Linked DNA regions of Homo sapiens: region 2 is linked to region 1. The links are chromatin loops, found by intact Hi-C in ENCODE. Cell type or tissue: heart left ventricle. All regions are shown on one strand. Each heading gives the region's core, and the rest is flanking DNA. Links, peaks and the distances in the headings are about the cores only. Region 1 overlaps PRKCE (protein kinase C epsilon). Region 2 overlaps PRKCE (protein kinase C epsilon).

Evidence for each region. Hi-C counts contacts between places; a loop is a spot of excess contacts. Peaks named below come from ENCODE experiments on the same cell type or tissue, not always from the same donor. Only the 100,000 strongest peaks of a DNase experiment are listed, where the experiment ranks them.
Region 2: a loop joins it to region 1, with 2.5 times the contacts of the local background. A loop is called at or near these places in 4 of 110 quality-filtered maps.

Annotation. Positions count from the first base shown.
Region 1 is chr2:45,854,048-45,866,236 of GRCh38, forward strand. All of the region lies in intron 2 of PRKCE (protein kinase C epsilon), which reads left to right. Among named protein-coding and RNA genes, the nearest start is that of PRKCE-AS1, 180 kb to the left of the region's middle. In heart left ventricle, for the core only: a CTCF peak has its summit at 6,402; a DNase peak (open chromatin) is centred at 6,804; H3K4me3 peaks cover 914 bases; H3K27ac peaks cover 913 bases.
Region 2 is chr2:45,773,019-45,785,207 of GRCh38, forward strand. The region is part of intron 1 of PRKCE (protein kinase C epsilon); the gene reads left to right. Among named protein-coding and RNA genes, the nearest start is that of PRKCE-AS1, 100 kb to the left of the region's middle. RefSeq lists an enhancer at 5,612-5,906 and a silencer at 5,688-5,777. In heart left ventricle, for the core only: a CTCF peak has its summit at 5,765 (motif pointing left); a DNase peak (open chromatin) is centred at 5,761; H3K27ac peaks cover 524 bases.

The DNA of each region.
Region 1 (12,189 bases), core at 2,670-10,669:
CAACCATGTACTCACATATTTATATTGTACCTATAATTGGAGTCCAGGTTGTGCCCTGCTTGCCCCATCTAAGGGCACAAGTCATTCAAGGGCAGAGGTTCCTGTACTGGTCCAGAACTGAGACCTGGCCCGGTGCAGTGTGGCTCCCTGTTGGCCTTGCAATGTGGCATTGCTGAGCCGGGAGCACCATCCTACCATTCTGACTACACAAAACAAGTATGGGGACAAGGACTGTCCCTGTACTTGGGGCCTCTTGGTCCAGTGGGGAACCAGACCTAGAGACAGATCACCAAAACCCAGTGTGAAACAGGTTACCATAGGGAGGCATGGATTAAGTCTATGAGGGTCTTGCTTATTCCAGGGCCTCAATAGCCCTGGGCACAAGACCCCCAACTGGCTACGCTGAATTAGCATTAGGTGGCATCATGATGAGGTATAGTGGGAGGAATCCTTGTATTAAAATAAGAAGCTTGGATTCTGTTCCTAGCTGCTACTAACCAGCCTATTGAAGGTAAACAAATCGTTGGGTATTTCTGACCTTCAACAGGATTGCAAGGAAAGCATTAAGAGGCGATGGTTAAGCCAATGCTCAGGATTTTGAATTCTCAGATTGAAGACTTTCCGAATACGGGCGTGAGTCCATGAGAAAGTTTCCTAATCTCTCCTTACACTTACCACCAGGGAGCCAGACCCAATTATTCTTGGCCAAAGAACAGGAGCCTTAATATTAATAGTAGATGAGACCTGGTAGGTGTCTTAGAAACTTAAAATGTGGCCAAGTGGAATAGAGAGAGAACTTATTCTGTGGCTCCTCTTGCAGCTTTGGGATGACAAGGGTTACAAGGAGTTATAGGGAGGCAGATTTCAGCTTAGTTTAATGTATGGAAAAAGTCTCCAATAAGCAGAGCTCACCAGCAGTTAAATATACTCAAACAGTAAGTAGGGAGCTCTCCATCTCTGGAGGTATTCAAGGAGAGACCAAATGAGCATTTTGAAATATCGTAGAACAAATTTATATATTAGCTAGAGGGCTGTATTGGATAATTGCAGTTCTTTTTTCTGGTTTTGATGAACCAGTGTTTCCATTTGTTCTATTACAAGACTGTTCTTCTAATGATCTTTTGTAAGATCTGGATGTGACAAGTAACTTCCATAAATATATACAAGTGGAGGCTGATAAGGCAGTGTTTATTTTACTTTTTAAAAATCCAAGGCTTACACTGTAAGAAGGTAGAGAAAAAGAGTGTATGAAATAAAGGAAAAGGGAAAAAGTTGGATCTTAGCAGGTATTTACAGAATGCTTAAAAATCTTACAAATTTAGGCAAAAATGGAAATGTTAAAATTTGAACCTTGTTCCCAAAGAACTAGGGAAGCTCCCTATTTGAATGAACCCCCAATTGTGTGAACCCTTCCTAAGAAGAGTTTTTAGAAGTGAAAAAGTCTGTAACATCAGGATTTGCTCCTTAATGTCTCTCTCGTGTAGCTGCACATGTGGAGTTTGTTAAAACACAGTGCATCGGTGTGTGTCTGGGAACAGGTCCATCTGGGAGAAAGGGAAATGGCAACACAAGCCCTTGACTTTAGGGGAAACATCCTTTCATCGTGCTTGCTTGTGTGTCCTGTGAAGTAAGGATTTTCTCCTCAAACTTAGGAGTTTTGTCTGGAAGCCACAGGAGTAGAAAGAGACTGAGGTTTCTTTGAGAAGAATTTAGCTTCTTAACTTGAGAAGGGGTTTTGTTTTGGGTAGAAAGCTTCTCACTGCAGTGGGTGATGTATTGCCATAAATGGGCTGAACAATGTTTTGCCCCTGTGAGGAGGGGCACAATAAGGCTGTTGACTGCTGCCCCTAACACTGACCTACCTTCTGTCTTTGCTTGAGATTTTGCCTTCAGGGTTTTCATGATGATGATGGTTTGAAGTCTCCGTGTGCATTAAAAGGCGAACCCTCCCTTCCCTCAACAAACAAAAACAAAACCCTTATAGAAAGATGGAATCCTAAGCCTTTCTTTCTTTTAAAAAAATTTTTTTAAAAAATTATAATCGATACATAATAATTGCATGTATTTCTGGGATACAATGTATTGTGTATATTTCTGGGGTTTCAATGCATGTGTACATAGTATAGTGATCAACTCAAGGCAATTACCATATCCCCCTCTCTAAACATTTATCATTTGTTTGTTTCTTTTTCTTTTTTTTTGAGATAGAGTCTTACTCTGTCACCCAGGCTGGAGTGCAGTGGCACAGTCTCCGCTCACTGCAGCCTCTGCCTCTCAGGTTCGAGTAATTCTCGTGCCTCAGCCTCCCGAGTAGCTGGGATTACAGGCATCTGCCACCACACCCGGTTAACTTTTATATTTTTGGTAGAGACGGATTTTCACCATGTTGGTCAGGCTAGTCTCGAACTCCTGACCTCAAGTGATCCACCCACCTCGGCCTCCCAGAGTTCTTGGATTACAGGCGTGAGCCATGTGCCTGGCGCATTTATCATTTCTTCCTGTTAATAGCATTCAAGGTTCTCTCTTCTAGCTCTCTTGATATATACGACACATTGTTATTTGCTGTAGTCATGCTACTGTATAATAGAACAGGAAAACTTATTCTTCCTGTCTAACTGTAACTTTGTACCCATCGACCAACTTCCCTCCATCCCCCCTGACTTCTATTTTCCCCAGCCTCTGGTAGCCACTATTTTACTCTCTTCTTCTATGAGATCAACTTTTTAAGATTCCACCTATGAGTGAGATCATGCAGTGTTTGTCTTTCTGTGCCTGGCTTATTTCACTTAACATAATGTGCTCCAGGTTCATCATGTTGCTGCAAGTGACAGGATTTCATTATGTTTTATGGCTGAATAATATTCCATTGTGCTGATGTACCACATTTTCTTTGTCCATTCATCATCAGATGGGAATTTAGGTTGATTCCATATCTTGGCTGTTGTGAATAGTGCTGCAGTAAATGTGAGTGTGCAGATGTCTCTTTGACATTTGATTTCATTTCTTTTGGATATATACCCAGTAGTGGGATTGCTGGATCATATGGTAGTTCTATTTTAATTTTGTGAAGAGCTTTTGTACTGCTTTCCATAGTGGCTGTACTAATAAAGGACCAACTGCTAGGTTTGTAGGCAGCTGGTTCCCTAAGTTGCACGTGATGCTTTCTAAAAATGCTTCTGGAAGTCAAAGGAGTGAAAGTTGAATAATTCAGTTGAACATTATTATGGAGGATTCCATTACCAGAAAACTAAAATGCATTACAAAATCCCCTCACTATGTCTCATTGTTCAGAAACAATTTCTGGTAATATTTCCAGCAGTTTGTTCTTTAAGAGAGTTTTTAAAAAATGTTCACGTGATCATCTGGGCAGCCTGTCAACCTGCTTAAGTTCTGGAAGGGCCCAGCTGAGGCTAAAGCTTTGACGATGTGCCCTATTAGCCTCTATACTCTGAAGTAGATCTATCGCTCTCATCACAAGGGCCAACATTTTAATTTTTTTCTAATTCATTGTTTCGATGGATTGATTGGTTTGTTTATTTATTTATTTTGGAGATGAGGTCTTGCTGTGTTGCCCATACTGGTCTTGAACTCCTGAGCTCAAGCAATCTGCCTGCCTTGGCCTCCCAAAGTGCTGGGATTACAGGCATGAGCCACCACACCCAGCATTTTGATTTTTTTTTTTTAAAGGGTAGGAGGCAATAAAGTATTCAAATAATTGTACAAACTCTTTAGGATCTAAGCTCTATCGGGGCAGGGACTGTGTTTATTTTCATCTCTGCTGTACCTTCATGACCTAAAACAGTGCCAGGATACAGTAGTCCTTAGGAAATATTTGTTAAATGATTAAGGAATGGCCGTTGTAAATGGTGCCAGGTAAAAATGGCAAAGCTGTGGAGGTGGCTGAGTTGCTTGGCTGGCAGAAAGCATCCTGTGACACGTGACCGCCAGCTGACGGCTGAGCGTCCACGTGTGGCCTGTGTGCTGTTTGAAGGCTGAAGGGATGAAAATCAAGAACTGCCTGTAATAGGTGGGTTTGAGTCACCAGGGTCATTGGCAGAGTGGCTGGAGCTTAGAAGACAGACTTCACCTGCTTAATTACAGATGTTGCTCAGGCCACTCAACCTCTCCCTGCCTGTAACGATGGCCCTTCTAGCCGCGACACTACCAGGCCAACTAGAAACACCTGGCTCTGCCTGGAGAAGAACCTATTTTGCTTTTATTTTTAATTTTTTTAAACATAAATCAAACCAGCGTCTTTTGGATTTAACATTCACTTCCTGTACTGCATGAGGCCTTCGTCAGCCTTCTTTGTTTTAGAAATGATGGGGTTTTTTTTTGACTTAAGAAAAAAATACCCTCTGTGATTTGTTTCCCTTGAATCAATCTGTCTTTTGGACTTAATTTAAATCAGACTTACCCTCCCTCCCTTCCACTATTTTTATGCTGAACTTATATTGTATATCATGGGTCATATGTCCCTATGATCCAGCTTTAAAATAAGTGTATGGCCAGTGCCTTTCAGCCCCTGGGCACCCTTCACTGACTTTGTCTTTGCCATTTTTTCCCCCAATGGGGGAAAGATTTTGTAAATATCTTAAATTTTGTATTATTTTCTTGCATTTCTTTATGATTTTAGCACCTAAATGTATGCTTTCCCAAGTAATGTATTGTTTTGTTTTACCTGCTTTTGAGCTTTACTTAAATAGTATCAGGCCGGGTGCGGTGGCTCATACCTGTAATCCCAGCACTTTGGGAGGCCAAGGCGGGCGGATCACTTGAGGTCAGGAGTTTGAGACCAGCCTGGCCAACATGGTGAAACCCCACCTCTACTAAAAATACAAAAATTAGCCGGGCATGGTGGTGGGTGCCTGTAATCCCAGCTACTTGGGAGGCTGAGGCGGGAGAATCACTTGAACCCAGGAGGCAGAGGTTACAGTGAGCCAAGGTCAGGGCGTTGTATTCCAGCCTGGGCAACAGAGCAGGACTCCATCTCTAAATAAATAAATAAATAAATAAATAAATAAATAAATAAATAAATAAATAAAATAGTATCATCCTATGTTTCATTCAACATTCTACTTTTGAGATTCATCCATATTGATGTGTGTGTGGCTGCAGTTCGTTTTTTTATTGCTGTATATTATTCCATTATATTAATATATCAAAATTAATTTATCCATTCTTCTATTCCTAGACGTTGGGATTACTTTCAAGTTTTTTCTATTAAGGACAATAGTATATTATGGGGGTGTCCTTGTATCTATCTATAGTTTCTCTAGATTATTTACCCAGGCATGGTAAATGATGGTTCAACAGATACGTGCACATTCGGCTTTGCTAGGTAATAAGTTGTTTTCCAAAGTGATTTTACCAGTTGATGCCGCCACCAGACATGTTTGCAATATCCAATTGTTTTTTATCTTCATGAATATTTGGTATTATCAGACTTTTAAGTTTCTACCAGTATGGTGGGTGATATGCCATTATAGTTTTAATTTATATTTATCTGATTATTCGTGATGTTGAGAATCTTTTTATGTGTTTTTGACCTTTCCTCAAAAATGTCTGTTCACTCCCTTAGTGCATTTTTCTGTTGTTTTTGTCTATTTCTTAGTGCTTCAGAGGCAGTCATGTATTGCAATATCTTCCCCTCATTTGTAGATAATCTTTTCATTCTATGGTTATCTGATACATAGATATCCAAAGAATGAAACTTGGTGGATCTTGAACAAATCATGTCACATATCTGGGCTTCCAAATATGTTTCTGCTTGGGCCAATGAGTATACTGATGCATTCTCACCCTGCTAACTCAATAGGTGGCAGTGGCAAAATGAGCTGATGTGCATGAAAGCTCATTTTGAAAGTGAAGCACCACACACTTGTATAATGTAGAAAGTCTAGTTTTCTTTCTATCGTCCTACTGCCTCCATTTTTATACATAATATACTTCCTGGAAATCTTTTTTGTTACTGGAGCTGCTTTTATTTCATTGTACTTTTAGTGCCTTATTAAACTAGTATCAGTTTGTTTACTAATTATCCGTTTGCCCCTCTAGAATGTAAGCTCCCGAGGACAAGAATCTTATCTAAGTTGTTTATCATTGTATCCCCAGCAAGCTGGAATAGTGCCTGGCATACAGTACCTGCTCAGTAAGTATTTGTTTAATGAATGACTGAATCAGAGGTGTTAATAGTAGCCATGTTATCATTGCCACGTAATCACCCAAATGCTGTGTTTAGGGGTTGCTCCTTGTTCAGATAACTTGCAAACTTACATAGTGTACTGATCCATGTAACTCTGGCCTTCTCCTTTTCAGAGAGGATGGGTGGAGTCAGAGGAAGGGAATTGTGCCTTTGGGAGCTGAGGTTTTAGACTTGTAGCTGGGGCCCCCTGATGGGCTGGCACTCCTCTGAAGGCAGATTTCTAGGGTGAGAACAGAATTTCCCAGGCCATTTTCTTTGCCCTTCTGTATGGTTGCTGTCAAGTTTACTGCTTTTTCAAACCCTGTTAGCTTTTGCTTTGTTACTATAGGAACAAGAGCTGGTAGTCTGGGGGAAATATATGTGCATGTGAGTGCTGGGGAGGGGGTGTAGTGGCTGTGGTGGCTGTGGACTGAAGGGAGTGAGGACAGCAGAAGATGTTCACCGCTGAAGTCTCTCTGGGGGCCCTGCCCACTTTGGCCAGTGCTCTCTTCAGAGAGTTTTTGACTTTGCATGGTACACTCTTGGGGAACAGGCATCCCTTTGTAGATCTGCAGCACTCTCCTGGCACCCATCCAGTCCTTCAGTGGAACATCTGGAAAGCCTCGGCCCCTCCCCATGCCAAAGCCACTGAGCCCTGGAGACAGAGATCAATGACCTCTTCTTTGCTGCTCCTTAACCCGTGTCCCAGACAAGTGTTTTTCTGGGAACCAGTGAATAACGCAGATCTTTGATGCCAGCGCTTGTGTGCTGTTGCAGTAACACTTTCACTTTTGATGATAGGGTGGGGGCAGAGGAAGGGCCTCGGTAGGGAGAGCAACGAGAATTTGGCTTTTCAGGAAATCAGAACTCAAGTGGGGAGGCTTGCTTCCTACTCACTGGTTTTCTGGCTGGGAAAACAGCAGGCTGAGCCATTGCCTGATGTGAATGCTCCTTCGTGCTGGGGCTGGTATTAGGGGTAGGGGTGGGCTTGAGGCTAGAGACTAATTTGGTTCTAACCTCCACAGGCAATCCTTGTAACTCCTGGGAGATAATGCTGAAAAAGTGCATGGTGATTTTTCATGCATGTAGTTTATAACACACTGAGTTATGCTGAACACAGTGAAAAGAACTTACGATATATAATAGATTGGGGGTAAATATGCTATGTAATTACCTGCTCTGCAGTAATGTTTTACAACCCATGTATTAGGTTGCATATCTAACAGTTATCAAAAATATATACATTATATATACATACAATAGCAAAAAAATATAGAGTAGAAATGCCCTTAGCCCATTCTTCAATAAATACCTCTTCGCATGAGGCTTCAGGTCCCCAAGACTGGCTTATTTTCAGTGTTACTAAAATAAATTTTCTTTTATTCTCCCTTCTCTCTTGCACATTGTAGGTACTCACTAAATGCCATTTGAACTGTTGGCGAGAATGAAACTAGAGTTTTCCTTGACCCAGAAACTGCTGTAGGTTTACTTCACTGATGAACCTGCCTAGGTAGTGCACAAAGTGCCAGGTCAAAACAGCAGAATATTGAAGGCAAGGTAAATGTTTACAGCTGAAGGGCACTGGTAACTCCTATAATGGAGTAATTAACAACCATTATAAAGTTTTAGGTTTATTTTTATATATTAATGAAGAGAGGTTTTGAAAATAAATGGTTAAGTAAAAAAAGTAAGTTGGAATAGTAGCTATACTGTGATCCCATTTGTGTGAAAATGAGGAAAGAAACACAAAAACATACGCCAGCATAGTGTACACACACACAAATTTACCTCTGAAAAGTGGAGATGGGGACCAAGGGACTTATGCTCCCCACGTAGCCTTTTAACTCATTAACATTTTTGCTGTGAGTTTATATGTATGTAAAACAATAACTGCCCTGGAGAATGGTCTTAGGTACTACCCCGCCACCCTAGTGTAACCTTTCTTCTTGTATACACACACACACACACACACACACACACACACACACACACACACAGTATTTCAAATCTGTTACTCTGAATTCTTCATTGTGTTCCTTCCTGGTTTACCAGGACTACTTCCATTTCCCTCCAACAGTCTGCCTCCTCCTCATCCGTCCAGGTCTCACCACCTCCATGTCACCTCCTGGATCCCTCTCCAGTGGAACTTGGCCTTCTTTGAAGAGCCACAGAACTTCCTGGTCATACCACCTAGTGGTGCATTAGGCCGGAGATTGTTCCATCTTTTTTCTTGGTGTCAGCTCCTCTAACCAGACTGTCAGAAGTGAGCATGGTACTGTGTACAAGAATGCATCAGGCATTGCCTACCTGTGCAGTCAGAGGGGTAGGGGATTCTTTGGCTGGATCTTCTGGTTTTCTGTGTCCCTGGAGCTGGGCTCAGTCACTAACTTCTGCACTTCTGGGAAACCAATTGCCAAGTTACCCTACAGATCACGGGAACCAGGTCACAATGCGCAGGGCTTTGGGGATTGCTAGGACTCAGAGCAGGCAGCTTATTACCAAAAGTCAGCTCTATTCTGCTCCCCAAGGCTGTGTGTGTTTATATGTGTGTGGTGTGTGTACATACATGCATGCAAATGTGTACACACATGCACCCATAATCACCTGCGCAGGGTGCCCCTAGGCTCAAAGCTTCGCAGGGGCTGCATTCACATTGAAAACTTAGGGACCCTGTGCCCCAGATCAGGGCCTTCTGGCTGAGATCCATTTTGAAAAACAGCCTTACTCACTCTCTAATCTACTCCCTGGTGTCTCCACCCCCTCTACTTGCTGTGGCCCCACTGCTGGAGGAGAAGAGAGCAGTTGGGGACAATATGTGTGGTTTGAGGGACTGGGGGGTTGTGGGAGAGGGAAGCTGAACCCACAGTTTGTCCTGTTAGTGTGTGCTTGCGGTTCCTGGAAGTTGGGTATGCAGAATTAGGCTACTCATTTCCTGGCAGCTCATAGCCTCCAGTCTAGACCCTACTGTCTAGGGTCTAGGATACTTTGGTAGGAAGATCTTGACTCTTCAGGAAAATGGAAGGTCTCAGGGCCACCCACTGTGTTGCCTATATAATGTAGCCCTTGGTATCTCCTACATAAAGGTAGGAAAACTCTTTTGTACCCTCAAAGGGCTTAAAATTTAGTCTTAGAGACAGGCTTGTCTGCAAACACAATACCAGGGTAAAATAGCACTTGCAAAGTCCCAAAGGCTGCTCCGTGATGAATCAGGACCCCAAACAGCTCTACCTGCAAGGGCCAGAGTGGTGCCTGCCTTCCCTCCCTCCCTTCTTCTTGCCCTACCTTCCTTGTTTGTTAGGTGCTCACGGGCCAACCCTGGGGATGCAAAGAGGAGTCACAGGCAGTCCCTACTCTCAAGGAGTTCATGTTTTAGTAGTAGAAATAGGCGTTTAAGCAGAGTAAGTGCAATCCAGTGCCACAGATTTAGGAGCTCATTCTGTTCAGGATGCATTGAGGCTTAACAGATGACCTGGCCAGCTCTTCCTGGCTCGGAATACGGCTTGCAAGCAGAGATGGCTCTTTTTTGCTAGGGGGAGGACAAGTGGTCATGATAGCAGGCTTCATCTGGGTGTGTAGGAGATGAGCTCTCAGGGTGGGAAGGGCTAAGCTAGACAGTAGGGACGGGAATGGTGCGCCTGGCTGCACTGGAGAGTCTAAAAGGGGGCATTGCATCCTGCTGGGCAGCAGACGGCCCAATTCAAAGGCCATAGAGGTTGCAAGTCTGACCCTGCCATTGGTGTCCTAGACTAGCTCTCACTTTTCCAGGTTTCAATTTCCTTGTTTGTAGAATGGCAATAGTAAAACTGCCCTTCCTACAGCTACTTTTTTGTAGAGGAGGAATCTGAGGCTCTGGTTTAACTGGTTGGAGAGAATGCCAGGATTCAGCCTGGGTGTGAATCCTTCTACCCCTCAAAGAGCGTCATTCTGCTCTCTCTGGCTGCTCCCCACAGCAGAATGGATACCCTCAACATCAGTCCCATTGGCCTAGGGGGCCTCAATCTTCTGATATTGCATGCAAAATTTTCTGTACGTTCTGGGAACGCATTTTAAGGGACGAAGGTTCATGGCTTTGCTCCAGCTCTCAGAAGAAGGCAAGACCTCAGAAAGCCTAACAATAACTGCCCTGGAGAATGGTCTTAAGTCCTACCACACCACCCTCATGTAACCTTTCTTCTTATCCTTCAACATTTTTAGGAACAATAGACTGTCCTAAGTAGTTATTTTTCACTTGAAAGAAACATAAAACATTGTAATAGAAATATTTTTTTAATGTAAACATAATTGCCTTCTTAATGTACTGAGAATGAACTGAATGAACACAACTTAAGGGCTTAATGTCTTACACATTTTTATGAACATCGGTTATTGGTTTGTGCTCTTCTGAAGAGTATAGGGAGCATAGGATTTATTCCCATACCAAGGGATCCCAGGTTGCTTGCTTTCTTCTTTAATTCCTCCCCAACCATTCCTATGGATTATAAAGAGATATTTCATGTATAATTGTTTGCGTGGGAGCCCGAGGATGACTTCAGCTTCTCTTTTGAGGTAGAGTACTTGCTTTCATAATCATCTCTTGCTGCTTGGAGCTCTGGATTCATAGCAATATGGAGCTGTGTTTCAGGCTTCAGAGCAGGGGGCCTCGAACTTGAGAATACATCAACATCACCTGCAGGGCCAGTTACAGCTTGCTGGGCTCCACCTTCACAATTTCTGATTCTGGCGTTCTGGGGTGAAGCCGAAAATTTACATTCCTAAGTTCTCAGGTAACCTGAGACCTCTGGTCGTAAGACCAAGTTTTGAGAAGCTCTGTTTTAGAGTAGGACATCTCAAACTTTATTGTCCATATAAGTTACCTGGGGAACTTGTTAAAATGCGGATTCTGAATCAGAAAATCTGGGGTGGTGCCTGAGATTCTGCTTTTCTAACCAGCTCCTAGGCGATGCCAGTTCTGCTAGTCTGTGGAACAGGCTTTATGTAGAAAGACTTGAAAGCAGTGATTCTCAACCCTCTTTAATCAATTGGAATTCTCAACCTATTTTAATCACATGAGGAACTTGTGGCAAAAGGAGGAGGAGGAGGAGAAAAAAAGAGTCATACCCCCAAATAGATGATAAATCAGAATCTCAGAGGGTAGGGCTTGGACATAGGTATAGCTCCCCAGGTGATTTGAATGTGCACTCAAGGTTGAGAATATCTCTCTTAAGGTTGTGTGGCTGCTGGAAAGTCTGTCCTCTAAATAAATGGAGGATCGTAGTCTTGAATAGTGCTATGTGTTGAATATGTCCCCTCCAAAATTCAGATGTTGTGCATGTGATAGTATTAAGCGCTGGGGTTTTGAAGAGATTATTAAGCCGTGAGAGAGACTCGCTTGTGAATGAAAAGAAGGACCTTGTAACAGAAGCTCCATCAGCATTCAGCCTGCTTGCCTTTCCAACATGTGAGGCTGCTGTGCTTCTCCCCTGTGGAGTCTCACAATATTGGAAGCAGAGAGCAGCCCTCATCAAACAACTGAACCTGCCAGTGCCCTGATCTTGGACTTCTCAGCCTGCAGAACTCTGAGAAAATAAGTTTCTTCTTCTTCTTCTTTTTTTTTTTTTTTTTTTTGAGACGAGTTCTCACTCTGTCATCCAGGCAGGAGTGCAGTGATACAATTAAAATTCACTGCAGCCTCAACCTCACAGGCTCAAGTGATCCTACTGCTTCAGCCTCCCAAGTAGCTGAGACCACAGGTGCATGCCACCACACCCAGCTGATTTATCTTCATATTTTGTAGAGACACAGTTTCCCTGTGTTGCCCAGGCTGGTCTCGAACTTCTGGGGTTGAGAGACCCTCTCTCCTCAACCTCCCAAAGTGCTGGGATTACAGGCATGAGCCACCGTGCCCAGCAGTTCGTTTTCTTTATAAATTACCCAGTCCCAGATATTTTGTTACAGCAGCACAAATGGGCTAAAACAGCAGTTCATTGCTTTCCACCTGGGGTTTTACATGTGAATCATCTGGAAGG
Region 2 (12,189 bases), core at 1,348-9,347, 82 kb before region 1:
GCAAGAGCCCTACCTAATAACTTCCTTCTGGCTGCTCTGCTCCTTCCCCTTCAGGATTCCTTAGGCACTGGCTGCATAGCCCCTCCGAGGGGCTTTTGAGCAGGACCTCTCAGGGTGGGTCTTTGAAGGTCATAAACCCAAGAAGATCCATGTTGGCTCCTGGGACCCACAGTCTTCCAACTCTGCTCTCTGATGTCACTGTCCCCAGGAGAAGGGTCACCCAGGCTACAGGAGGGTGAGGCCTTTTGGGAGTGGTGGCCGAGGAGACCTGGATTCAGGCTTGTTTCTGGCCAGCTGTGTGACATTGAGTGGAGATGATGATGGCCGAAGTAGTGACAGACACTATTCATTGAGCCTGGCCCTGTGCTAAGCACTTGACAGACATCAACTCATCTGCTACTCACAGCAGCTCTGTAAGGGAGGTGCTGTCATCCTCCTTGTGCAGACGAAGAAGCCAAAGCTGATGGAACTCCTGGGCATCAAGAGGTAGGGTTGAGATTCACACCTGCTCTTGCTGACTCCAAAGGCCTTGTGCTAATGATTAGGCCACACTGCCTCCCCAGTTATTACTCCTGGGCCTCCCTTCTCACTGTGTAATTGGGACTTGAATTGACTGTTTGGGAGCATTCTAGAATTCCAGTGAGAGGTGTCCCCAAGTAGGCCTTGGCCTGGGGAAAGACGATGCTTCAGAAATGGCAGGGAGGAGCAGGCCCAAGTTACAGAGCCCCTGTTTGCCCCACAGCAGCCTGTGGGCTGCTTCTCACCTCCTTCCTCCCCTGGCCATCCAGAGTGGCCTGCTCTGCTAGAAGCCCACGAAGTATACCCTGGGGCTCCTGTACCTACGGCTGCCAGGCCTTGGGTAAGGTGCCCTGGGCAGCTGCCCAAGGCTGCCCTCCTCGTGGAGCAGGCCTTCAGCAAACATCCCTGCTGAGCGATGCTCTTGCTCGGTGCTGTCCGCTGCTGTCATCCCGTGGCTGCTGCTGTCTGCCACATCAGGTTAGAAGTAGAAATTTCCTTCTAGACCCCAGAGTCCTCCCCTCCCCCGCTGCTGCTGTTCATCTTGGGGGACCCACCCTTTGTTGGTAGGACCTCCCTTGGAGAGATGGGGGCTGGAGGGAGCCAGGGACTTGTCATCCTGGGAGTTCCAGGGCTGGGCTTGGCTGGGACATGTTGGGCTGACCACCCCTGTGGTCAGGGCCTGCGACTGGTGAGGTTCTAAGGCCTCCCCTCTCTCAGCAGCTGCTTCACAGCCTCACGGGAGGTGATCGGACACCAGCCTGGCAGGGCAGCCTCATCTCATCTTCTGTAGCTCCCAGCCTTCCACTGTGGAAGTGCTCACTAAATAGGTGTTGAACGGAGGTGTGAACCCAGGATGAGGCAGAGTCCCGTCAGAGGCCTGTACAGGCAAACTCAGCATCAGCACGGCTTTAGAGACCGAGTGCCCGCTTTTTCTCTCTTTTTGATAAATTCTCTTCCCTCCCTGTCTCTCCTGTCTCCTTTCCATCATGCCAAAGCACCCCATGCCTTGGGGAAAGCTGAATGCCAGGAATCGGGTGGCTTTTGGTGTGACTGTACAGAGCAGGCAGCCTGTGGGGTAGGGTTGCACTGAGAGGGGTATTCTGAAGCCACAGGCCCAGGGAGACAGACAGGCTGTGGTCTGTGAGACTACCTGATTTCCCACCTTGCCTTCTGATAGATGAATCAAGCCGGGACGCCCAGTCACCCTGACTTTGACTCTTTCCTGGAGGGACCCACCCAAGCTGCACATTCCCAGGGCCAGTGCACCCTTTCCCGTGTGCCTGGGAGTCTCAGTCCTGCTCCTCCCATTCCTGAGTTCGTCTCCAAGTCCAGGGTATCACTGTGACCCGAGGAAGCCCAGTGACACGGTCCCAGCAAGGGTGTGGTGAAGGAAGTTGTTTTTCTTAATGGTAAACAGGATAGTAAAATGACAATAGCAGCGTAGACACTTCTCAGTTATTTACAAGTGGATTCCTCTGCCTTCTGGATGATCTCCTCCCCACGGTTGAATTGGTTCCCAAGGGGGGCCTTGAGGAAGGAACAAAGATTACTGAGACTGTATTACATGTCAGGTGTCGTGGCAGGCACTTTACGTAATTGCCCCTCAAGCCCCATTGTCCATGTTTATATCTCATTTGCTCATAAGGAACTAAGGCTCTTGGACTTTATTAAATAAGTTTCCTGTGGTCATTTGGTTAAAAAGTGCCCTCACCAGGCCATCTCACTCCATGAGTTACTGTCTTCCTGCTCCGTGAGTGTGCCCCGTGTGCATGTACACAAGTGTATGCGGAAAGGGCACAAGGGAAGGTGGACTCCACGCAGTCCGCCCGTTCTCATGCTTCATGCAGTGCTCACAGCATTTGAGGCTCATGAAATTCTCCCACCAGCAAGAGCTTATTCATACTGCCTTTGAATTTCTGGGGCCATTTTAAATCAAAGAGCCCCCAAACATTTCCATAGAGTTGTTTTCAACTTATTTTCATACCTCCCTGGAAGATGGAAAGTGGGAGCTGAAACTATTGCAAACTAGGAAACTTAGGGCCCAAGAAGAGAATAAATCCAGAATCTGACCCCTTCTCTTCATTTCCACTACCCTGGTCTGAGCCTCTGCCTTCTCCTACCAGGGAACTTGCAGTCACCTCCTAATGGGTCTCTCGGCTTCCACCCTTGAGCTTCCTGCTGCCTCAGCCAGCATGATCCTCGGGTTACGTTATTCTTCTGCTCAGAATCCCACAGTGGGCTCTCATCATGGGTGAAAATCCTTAAAACAGCCTACAAGGCCACACATGGTCTGTACCCCACCCCTGCTTCTCCGGCCTCATTGTGCATTTTTCTCTCCCAACTCCTCCCACTGGCCTCCTTGCATCCCTGAGACTTACTAGGCATCCCCTTGTTGTCTTGGCCATTCCCTCTGCCTGGATCACTTTTGATCACTGAAACCCCACTTCAAATCTTTGTTGTAATGTGCCCACAATAAGGCATACCCTGAATACTCTACTTAAAACCGCAATGCCCTTCCCCCATCCTGATCTCCTTACCCCATGCTATTTATTCTGTAGTGCAGAGTATGTACTTATCACATTCTGAAAGATCATATAATTTACTTATGGAGTTGAAGAGATTTAGAATTCTGCCTTTCAGTAAAATTAGACAATGAATTCTGTGCATAACATGGGTTGAATAGCAAAGCTTCTGAGAAAAGGCGACCTGATGAACACCCTCCTTAAACTCTCCTCACTTTCTGAGCCATCCCTTTGGCATTTTCCTTGAGGTCAGGGATCAGACATCATTACTTGAATCCCCTACGAGTTTCGGCTTTTCTGCTGGTACACACTCAGTAGGCGTTGGTGGACTTGAGAGGAACTGAAATTGCCACTGCTCCTGAAGAGAACAAATAACCAGGAACTTGCAGATTAAAGGATGAAGGTAGATTTTTTTAGGGTGTCCTAATAAACGGACCAAGCCCAGAATCTCACCCACATGATCTTGCAGGCTTTTGCTCAAGGGACTTTGATCTTAAGCTCAGTATTTTCCAGTAGGTGGTCTGCTCGCAAACTTATTTGCTTTTAATCAAGACCTGCCTGTGAGAACTATTAATTCAGATGATCTAATCAAAACCACACAGGAGGCTTTAATGATGCTACTCTGCCCCTGCTTCTCCCCCTCCCTCCACCATGACACTCTGATTCCGTTTAAAGAAGCCCAAATGTGGTTTCAGGGCCTTGGAGAAAACTGCTGGAGGAAGGCCAGCCTCACAGCCTTTTGTCATGTATGCCTCTGGTTCTTTTCTGACTAGAACTCTCCAAGCAAACTCATTTGAAGAGTCCACAGACCATTCTTCCTTCTGATCTGTGTATCTTCTCTCAAGGAATCACCCCAGCCTTAATATGAAAGTTATCATTTTTTTTTTGATATAACTAAAAACCCCTTAGAAGCAGTATGGCCTAGTGAGAGGAGTGCAGGGTCTCATGGCTTGCTGACTGACAGGCTGTGTGGGTCTTGGAAGAATAACGTGAGTTCCCAGAACATCAGTTTGCTCATCTGCAAAATGGGGAATTACAGTCCACAATTAATAATTCACTCGACATTTGGAATATGTATTATAAGGGAAAGCATAGGGTGTTATGAAAGCATGAAATAGTGGGATCTAACCTTGTTGAAACAGGCAGAGTGGGACTGGGGGTTGTCAGGGACAACTTTCTTGAGAAGGTAAGTTTGAGATGGGTGTTGATAGAGGGTGAGTTTTAAGTAGGCCGAGTCAGCACCTTGGTCCCCCTTCCTTTATATTCATGTACCAGCTTGATCTCCTGGGGAAATGTGAGAAGTGTTCTGGAGAAGCATGGAGGTTTAGAGCCACCGTGAACCTCAGAGCACATTATGTAGCCCACCCTGTCTGCCCTCACTCTTCTCAGTATTGCCAATGAAGGCAGTGGCGCCCACGAGCTAATGTGACTTCCTCATACCCCTCAGCTGATGAGCAACAGAGCTGGGACTACAGGACATAGCCATCTTTGTCCCTATTATGTGCCAGACATACGTCTAGCACCCTGCGTACTTGATATTGAATCTGCACTAGCAACTCTATGCAGTACGTATTATTATTACTTCTTGTTTACAGATGAGGAAACAGAGGCCCCGGGAGGGTAGGCACCCCTGTAAAGGTCATACGGTTCGGGAAAGAGTCAGGATTTGGATTCAGCCTGACTGCACAGCCCCCACACTCCTAATCACAGCATTGTCCTTCCCCCTGCCAGAAACTTGGTTTGCAGTATTTCTACTGAAACGTGACATTTTACCTGCCCTCATGGAGGTATGATCTTTTTGGAGAGAAAAGATAGCAACAATTCAACACAGACACCACACCAAAGGTTCTTGAGATGGAACAGAATGCAGGCCCCAGGGACTCAAAGTCATTTTTCAGCATGGGAAGACTTGGCACCGAGTCTGTATCACAGGATGAGCAGGGCTGTGCAGAGAAAACCCAGAGGACTGGAGGGTGGGCTTTGGGAGGAGCAAGTCAATTTATCTCTTGGGCTTCATTTTCCTCATTGGGAGCATTGAGGAAGAGTAAGGGTGGGAGGGAGGGGTGGGTTGGCAAATGTTTTCCCAAGTCCCTGGGGTTGGTGGGTGGAGTTTAAGCCAATTGCTGATGGCTTTGCCACCAGGTGGCAAAGTTTAGACTTTGTCTAGAAGAAGTGGGGAGCCATGAGGGGTTTTGAGCAGTGGGACATGAAAGTATTGCTTTGGGAAGTTGGAATCCAGGAGGCTTTTATCTTCCAGTCTTGCTTCTCTGGAGACTGATGTCCCAAGAGAACATGCCTGGCCGCTTAGCTCCGTGGAGTTTATGCTCTGGGAGACCCTGATGGGGAGATCCTCATTTCGACTGGTCACATTAATACTACTTTTCGAGTGTGAAAGGTTGAGTCAAGGTTTGGACTTCTGGCAGGTTCTCGCCTTTGGCTGGTGTTCCGCCTTTGAGATGGTCCCACTACTTTCACTCAGCGTCCCTACCCCACACACATCTCCCCCTCTACACAGACACTAAGGGCTCCTCATGGGGTTTCATTATTGGTTTTTAGCGGATGTTCCTCTAACTCGGTGCATTTCCTCAAGCCAACGTCTATTCCACTATCATGGGGAAATTAATATAGAAATTTCCTCCTTTGTATCATCAATTTCAGAGGATGTATGTTCCCGGCTGATGGCCCTCCCCTCTATTTGCATAACAGCAGGTAAACAATACTGCCACCTAGTGGGAGCTCAAGGTGTGACCTTCGGAGCTCCTCCTCCTGACCCCGGGACATTATTTCTATTACTGTTAATATTTAAACTAATGGGCAGTTCTGAGCTCAGTGCTCTTCCCAGTGAGTGGATCCACGTGGATTTTCACGTCTCCTTCTCATTCTCTTAAAACTTGGAGTTACAAGTGTCAGAGAAGCTGTTTTGTGTACGCAGAACGATTGAAACAGGTGCAGGGAGTTTTACCTACTTTACTTTGACTTTTGCTCACAGCAGTCCAGGTAGGTAACTGGATTCCCGTTTTATACGTGAGGAAACCCAGGCTCAGTAAGATTAAGTAACTTGGAACTTTACTGAGCACCTAACGTGCCCAACTACGTCCTGGACTACCTAGGTAGTATGGGGATTGTGGCCTGTTTTCCTCTAAGAATGCGCTGTCCAGACACAGTGGCAAGGCGTAGTTAGCTCCTGGCCAACTTGTAGAGGAGAGGAGAGACCCTTGCACACTGCAGTAGTGCAGCAAGACTGCTTGGATGGAAGAAGTGGGTCTGGAGCTAGGATTCGAAAGGTGGCATGGGAAGAGAATGTTTGGCGGATGAAGGCACAGAGGCGGCGCTAGTGCTAGGGATGTCCGGGGGCGAGGAAAGACTTGCTGATCTTGGGCTGTGCCAGGTGTTGTGGGTTGAGGGGTCTGGGATACAGAGCCTGCGAGAGCTAGGTTGAGAGCTCCAGGGAGTCACTGCGACTACTTCCTTGCTCCATTTGTGAACTGAGAAGTAAGACTCGTTTGATGGACGAAATTTAAATAATGCAGAAATATATTAAAGTAAAAAAAAAAAAAAAAGAGAAAATCTCCTACCAGGCCTATTCTCCCCCAGAAAACATGATTAATAGTTAAACGTTTGGGGTACATGCTTTCAGAAGATTTTCTTTGCCTGTATATAGATATATATGTCTATTCAAGTATATAAAAATTAATACATGCATATGTAGTGTGATTTATTTTAATAGGGTTATGTTTTAACTATTATTTTATAATTTCCTTGTCATCAAAAATTCAAAAATATATCACAGTCATCTTTTAACTTAAACCTTTTACTATGGAAAATTTTAAACATATGCAAACCTAGAACAGTATAATAAATCTCCCTCAGCTTCAACATTTATCAATACATAATCAATTTTGTTTTCTCCCTACCTCACTCCATAGGTTCTCCTGAACTGGATTATTTTAAATAAAGCTCCAGACATCATACATTGCATCTGTAAATACATCTGTATCGATCTCAAAGACACTTTTAAAACATATATAACCACAGTGCCATTATCACATTAAAGAAACCTGTATTCTTTCATATCATCAAATAGCTAATTAGTGTTCAAATTTTTCCACTTGTCTCATAAACTTTGAACAGCTGATGTGCTTGAATGATGATTCAAATAAGGTCTATACGTTGCATTTGAGTGCTGTTTTTTATGTCTCATTCCATTCATAGATTTCTACTCCCTCCTTTTTCTTTTTTTGTTTTTGCCATTTCTTTTTTTGTTGAAGAAACTAGTCATTGTCCTGTAAAGTTTCCCACATTTTGGATTTTGCTGATTGTATTCCCATGGTGTCTTTTAACCTGTTCCTCTGGCCCTATATTCCTTGTAAACTGGTAATGAGTTCTAGGTGCTTGAGCAGAATTAGATTTGATTTCTTGGCATAAAGATGGGAGCTTCTTAGGCAGGAGAATGAGGCGACCAAGAGCCAGAGTGGTGGGATTGAAGAAAGAAGGACACATCTCACTGGCCTCCCCAAGCAATCCCTTTCACTTGTCTTTCGAGGCACATGTGAGAGACAAAGGGGGCACCCCAAACCTCTGTAGGGTTGGCCTCAGGGATGCTCAGTTTCCAGGGGGTCACATCTCAGAGCCTTCCATGGGTGGCCCACCCAATCCCACCATCTGGTCAGCCAGGGTTGCTCAGTAACTTGTTCTCATGATGAGTGGAAGTCATAGCTTCCTCCTCTCATTGTGGTTTCACATTTGCTTTCTTCCCTTCTTATAACATGTTTCTATTTTCTAAAATATCACAAAAATGCTGTCTTTCCAATTCTCAGCTAGCTCATCCCGTTGACACTGCTGAGCCACTGAGGACAGCTTAACTGTCTCAGCTCAGAGCCAGGAAAAATTTGGACAGTGTTTGCAGAAATTGCCAGGGCTCGTGAAATGCTTTACATATTGTATCACAAGCTCCTGAGGAAGAATCACTTAATTTAGAAATCAAATGACTAGGCCGGGCATAGTGGCTCAAGGCTGTAATCCCAGCACTTTGGGAGGCTGAGGCGGGAGGATCACTTGAGCCCAGGAGTTCAAGACCAGCCTGGGCAACATACGGAGACCCCCCCATCTCTACAAAATAATAATAAAAAAAAAAGCCTGGTGTGGAGTATGTCTGTGATCCCAGCTGCTTGGGAGGTTGAGGTGGGAGGATTGCTTGAGCCCATGAGGTTGAGGCTGCAGTGAGCCGTGATCGCACCATTGCATTCCGGCATGGGTGACAGAGCATGACCCTGTCTCAAAACCAAAAAGAAATCAAATTACTACCTCTGACTCCTGCTTACCACCCTATCGCAGGGAGTCCAACCTCAGCCCTGTTTTTCTTAAATGATCATATTCAGTTCTTCAGTATCTTTGATTAGTCTCCCCTCCCCCTACCTTAATGACAATTTGTTTGTTATTTTCTATTAATCAAAATTTGCAGTTGCAAGTGTCAGAGGGGCTGTTCTGCATACAGGCAGAACCTTTGAAACAGGTGCAGGGAGCTTTACTCAGAACAAGAGATGCTCATCACCAGCAGCTGATGCAGGGCCTCCACCCGCGCCCGCCCCCCGGCCCCCGACATGATATTGGAACAGCTACATCTGATAATGTAGTTTGCTGTGTGGTCTGATCTCTGTGAAATATTTGCTTTTCTTTAGGCTTTCAGAAATATTCAAAATAGCTTCTCATTATCACTTTCCTAAACTCCTGTGGTGTCTAGGACACCACAGTGCGGGGTTACTTCTGTTAGTTATTAGAATCATCAATTTCATTGCTAGAGGGGACCACAGAAGCCACCCTGGTCCAGGGTCCTGCCTCATCCATCCCTCTTCAGTCTACTCACTTGAAAAACAAATTACCTGAATCCTAGACAGGTTACATCCTTTCTCAGGACCAATAGATAATAAATGGAGGTGAGGTTTGAGCCTCGTTTTTGGTTATGAGTTTTATCAAAATTATTTTATTTTTAAATAATTCATCTACAGAGAGAAGAAAGCTCAAATTAAGGGCCAGCCTTCATAGATGCAGTCCGTGAAAGTGTTTCTCCTTAAGTCTGTCTTGTAAACTCTTCGGAGCTGAGCTAAGAAAGGGATACTTTCTCAACTCCAAGCTATCAGTGCTTTACCAAGCCTCCTCTCGTCCAGGCCCATCTTCCGACTTGACCCCAGCAAGTGCCCATTTCCTGGGAATGAATGTTGATTTTAGAGACTGTCCTTAGGTTTTTTCAGGGAGGCAGTATGGTGTCACAACACAAACCCCAGACAGACTTGGGTTCTAATCCCAAGTCCCCACTTGATTAGCGAGGTGGTGTTGGGTTAGTCACTTCGATTCTGATCCTCCATTTCCTTATCTTTAAAATAGGCCGAGAGTCCCCATCCCAGGTTATTCCTGACTGTGCATCTCCAGCCGGTGACATATCCCACACGCGTCATAAATGGTTGCTATTGTTCCTGTGGGAAGGCAGAGTTGAATCTAGCCTCTAGGGAAAAGAGGATGGGCAAGACCTAAGATAGAAAGCCAGTGTTTCCAAGATAATGTACCCTTGTGTTTGACCCTCAGATTTGGGAAAGATGGTTGTTTTTTATGAACTGTCCACTTTTCTTCCTCACCAGCTAGAAACTGAGTTGAGATAATCAACCCTCTGTCAAACAATCTATACACACACACAACTATATATATATACACACACATACACACACACACTCACACACACACACCCAGAAAAGGGGAAAAATACTCAGCAAAGCTCTATCCACATGTTGGCATGTGATTTCTGGAACTTTGTCAGCCAGTTTTCTCGTGTCTGAATCCAGAAAGCAAACTGGGTTGGAGACAGTTCACGAGAAACATCCCCTCAGATGACCTACTCAGGTACTTCCTCTATATTATTTCATTACTTTTTTGTCCTGATGAATTTTGCTCTTACAGTTTCAAGATAATCAATTTATTTTCATGCGCCTTCCCCGTCCAAATTGGATTATGAATATAAATAGCCATGTGCTGGCCCCAGTGGCCAGTGTGCACTCCCAGGCTGGTGCTTGGCAGACTGGGTCCTGGGGAAGGCTTGGGCTGTTTGTTTATTTTCAATTGAAGCTCTAAATGCTGGAATGACTTCCAGCTCCTTTACGCACAGCCATCTCAAAACTCCCTTTGTTCCCTGGTTGCAGAGGCCAAATACTCAGGGTTTTCTTTAGCTATGGTAAGAATGCCGGTGCTCTGGGCATCATCCTGCTGGTGGCTGTCCTGTGGTGAGCCTTTTTATATAAAAATCACTGTGTGCACTTGTGCACACATAGACCCCCACCCACCGAAGGCTGCACCCTGTTGGTTTTCTTTCTAGGAACAGGAAAAGCACCACTGGGTAATGTCATAAGGGAAATAGGACGGAGTCTCAGGTCAGGAACTGCAGTCATCTCCTTTGCTGGGTTTCAGCATTTCCCTCCTTGGGAATCTACTTCTATCTGCAGGTTTTTTATACCTTATGTTCACCTTTGGTTGTATGGAAGTCGTTCTCTTACTGTTTAATCCAACCTCCAGTGACAGAAGTAGAATTAACTAAAACACAAGTTAGGCTCCATGCTAGCCAAGAACTCAGTTTTTCTTGGTCTGCAGATGAGGGGATGTTCAGTATCCTAACCTGTTCTCTGGTCACAGGATGGTGTTTCTCTGGGTGTGGCTCACGAGCCTCCCATCTTAGAATCTTCTAGGAGCCGGGAAGTGTGCAAGCTCTAGAGCCCTACTCCGGACTTGTTGAATCTGAATGTGTAGTGCTGGGGCTCAGGACCTGTGATAGGAAAGTCACAGAAAGCATAGATCTGTCTGAAGAAACTGCTGCAGCCTCCATTCATTTCTTTCTTCATCTTCCAGGCCATGACTTCGAACTTTGTTAGGATCCAACCTGCAGGGAGATTTCATGTCAGTTCAGTCACACACACACTCACCCACTAGCATCGCTGTATCCAATATCTTCTCTGGATGTCAGGAGAGCTCTGTGCTGGCGCTCAAGGACCTCAGGGTCTAGTTGAAGGAATGAAGTGTGCTCATATTAAAAGAAAAGTAGCAATGCAAAGCAAAGAAGGCCAAGTGCAAATGTGCAGTGTAAACTTGATTTTAAGGGAGGGGAGAGGCTTTGGCCTTGGCCAGGATCCCAAGGAAGGAGCTGAAGACATGGAATTGGAGGCAGTGAGAAAGGTGGTCTTTGCAGAGGGAGCAGTGTTGACAAGGCCCCTGTAGGCGTGAGGGCCACTTGCGGGTGAGGTGTGGAACCGAACCTGCCAAAAAAGGAAGAAGTGGGCTGGCTGTGAATCTAGGAGAAGACTTACATTTGGAGAGCTTAAAAGATAATCAGATTAATTGGGATTTGCCGGAGAAACTTTGGCAAATCAGTGCTATAATCAGCTTCGTGTTGGGATTTGCAAAGTCGGAATCCAATTTCCTAATTTGATGTCTTCCCAGTTCATGGTGCCCCAAATTGTAGATCTCATCCCATTAGAGGGTTAGAGGGTCTAGAGAAGATTTTAGATAAAGTAAGAACAGGGCATCTCCTAGCTTTTTGTTTTTTTTTAAACAAACCTTTTTATTTTGAAAAATTTCAAACACTTACAAAAGTATAACATGAGCAGAACTTTGATTTAACAGTGATGAAGCTACGCCTGTGAGCCAATAATATGAAATTCAAAAACAGAAAAAAATGAACCTATGGGGATAGAAAGGAAAATGGTGGTTGACTTTGGTTGGGTACTTGACTGTGAAGGAGAAGGGGAGAACTTTCTGGAATAATGATAATGTTTTTTGTCTTTATTGGAGTATATGTGATTTGTCAAACTCAGCAAACTGTACACTTAAGATCTGGTACTATACCTCAAAAATATAAAGGTATTTCTTATCCTTTTCCTCTAATTTTCTTTCAGTCCTTCTCATCAAATCAAAGAGAAACTCTCAGCTTAGGGCTAGAGTGTCATTACCATCTCTCTAATACTTATCACCCTCTTCACACAGAGGCAGAGGGCCTTAGCATGATATTATTTCATTTTCATTGCATTAAAAAATACTATGGCCAGTGAATCTAATTTTCTTAAGTTGTATTATAGCATTTTTCTTTTAAAAGAAAATTATTTAAGAAAAAAAG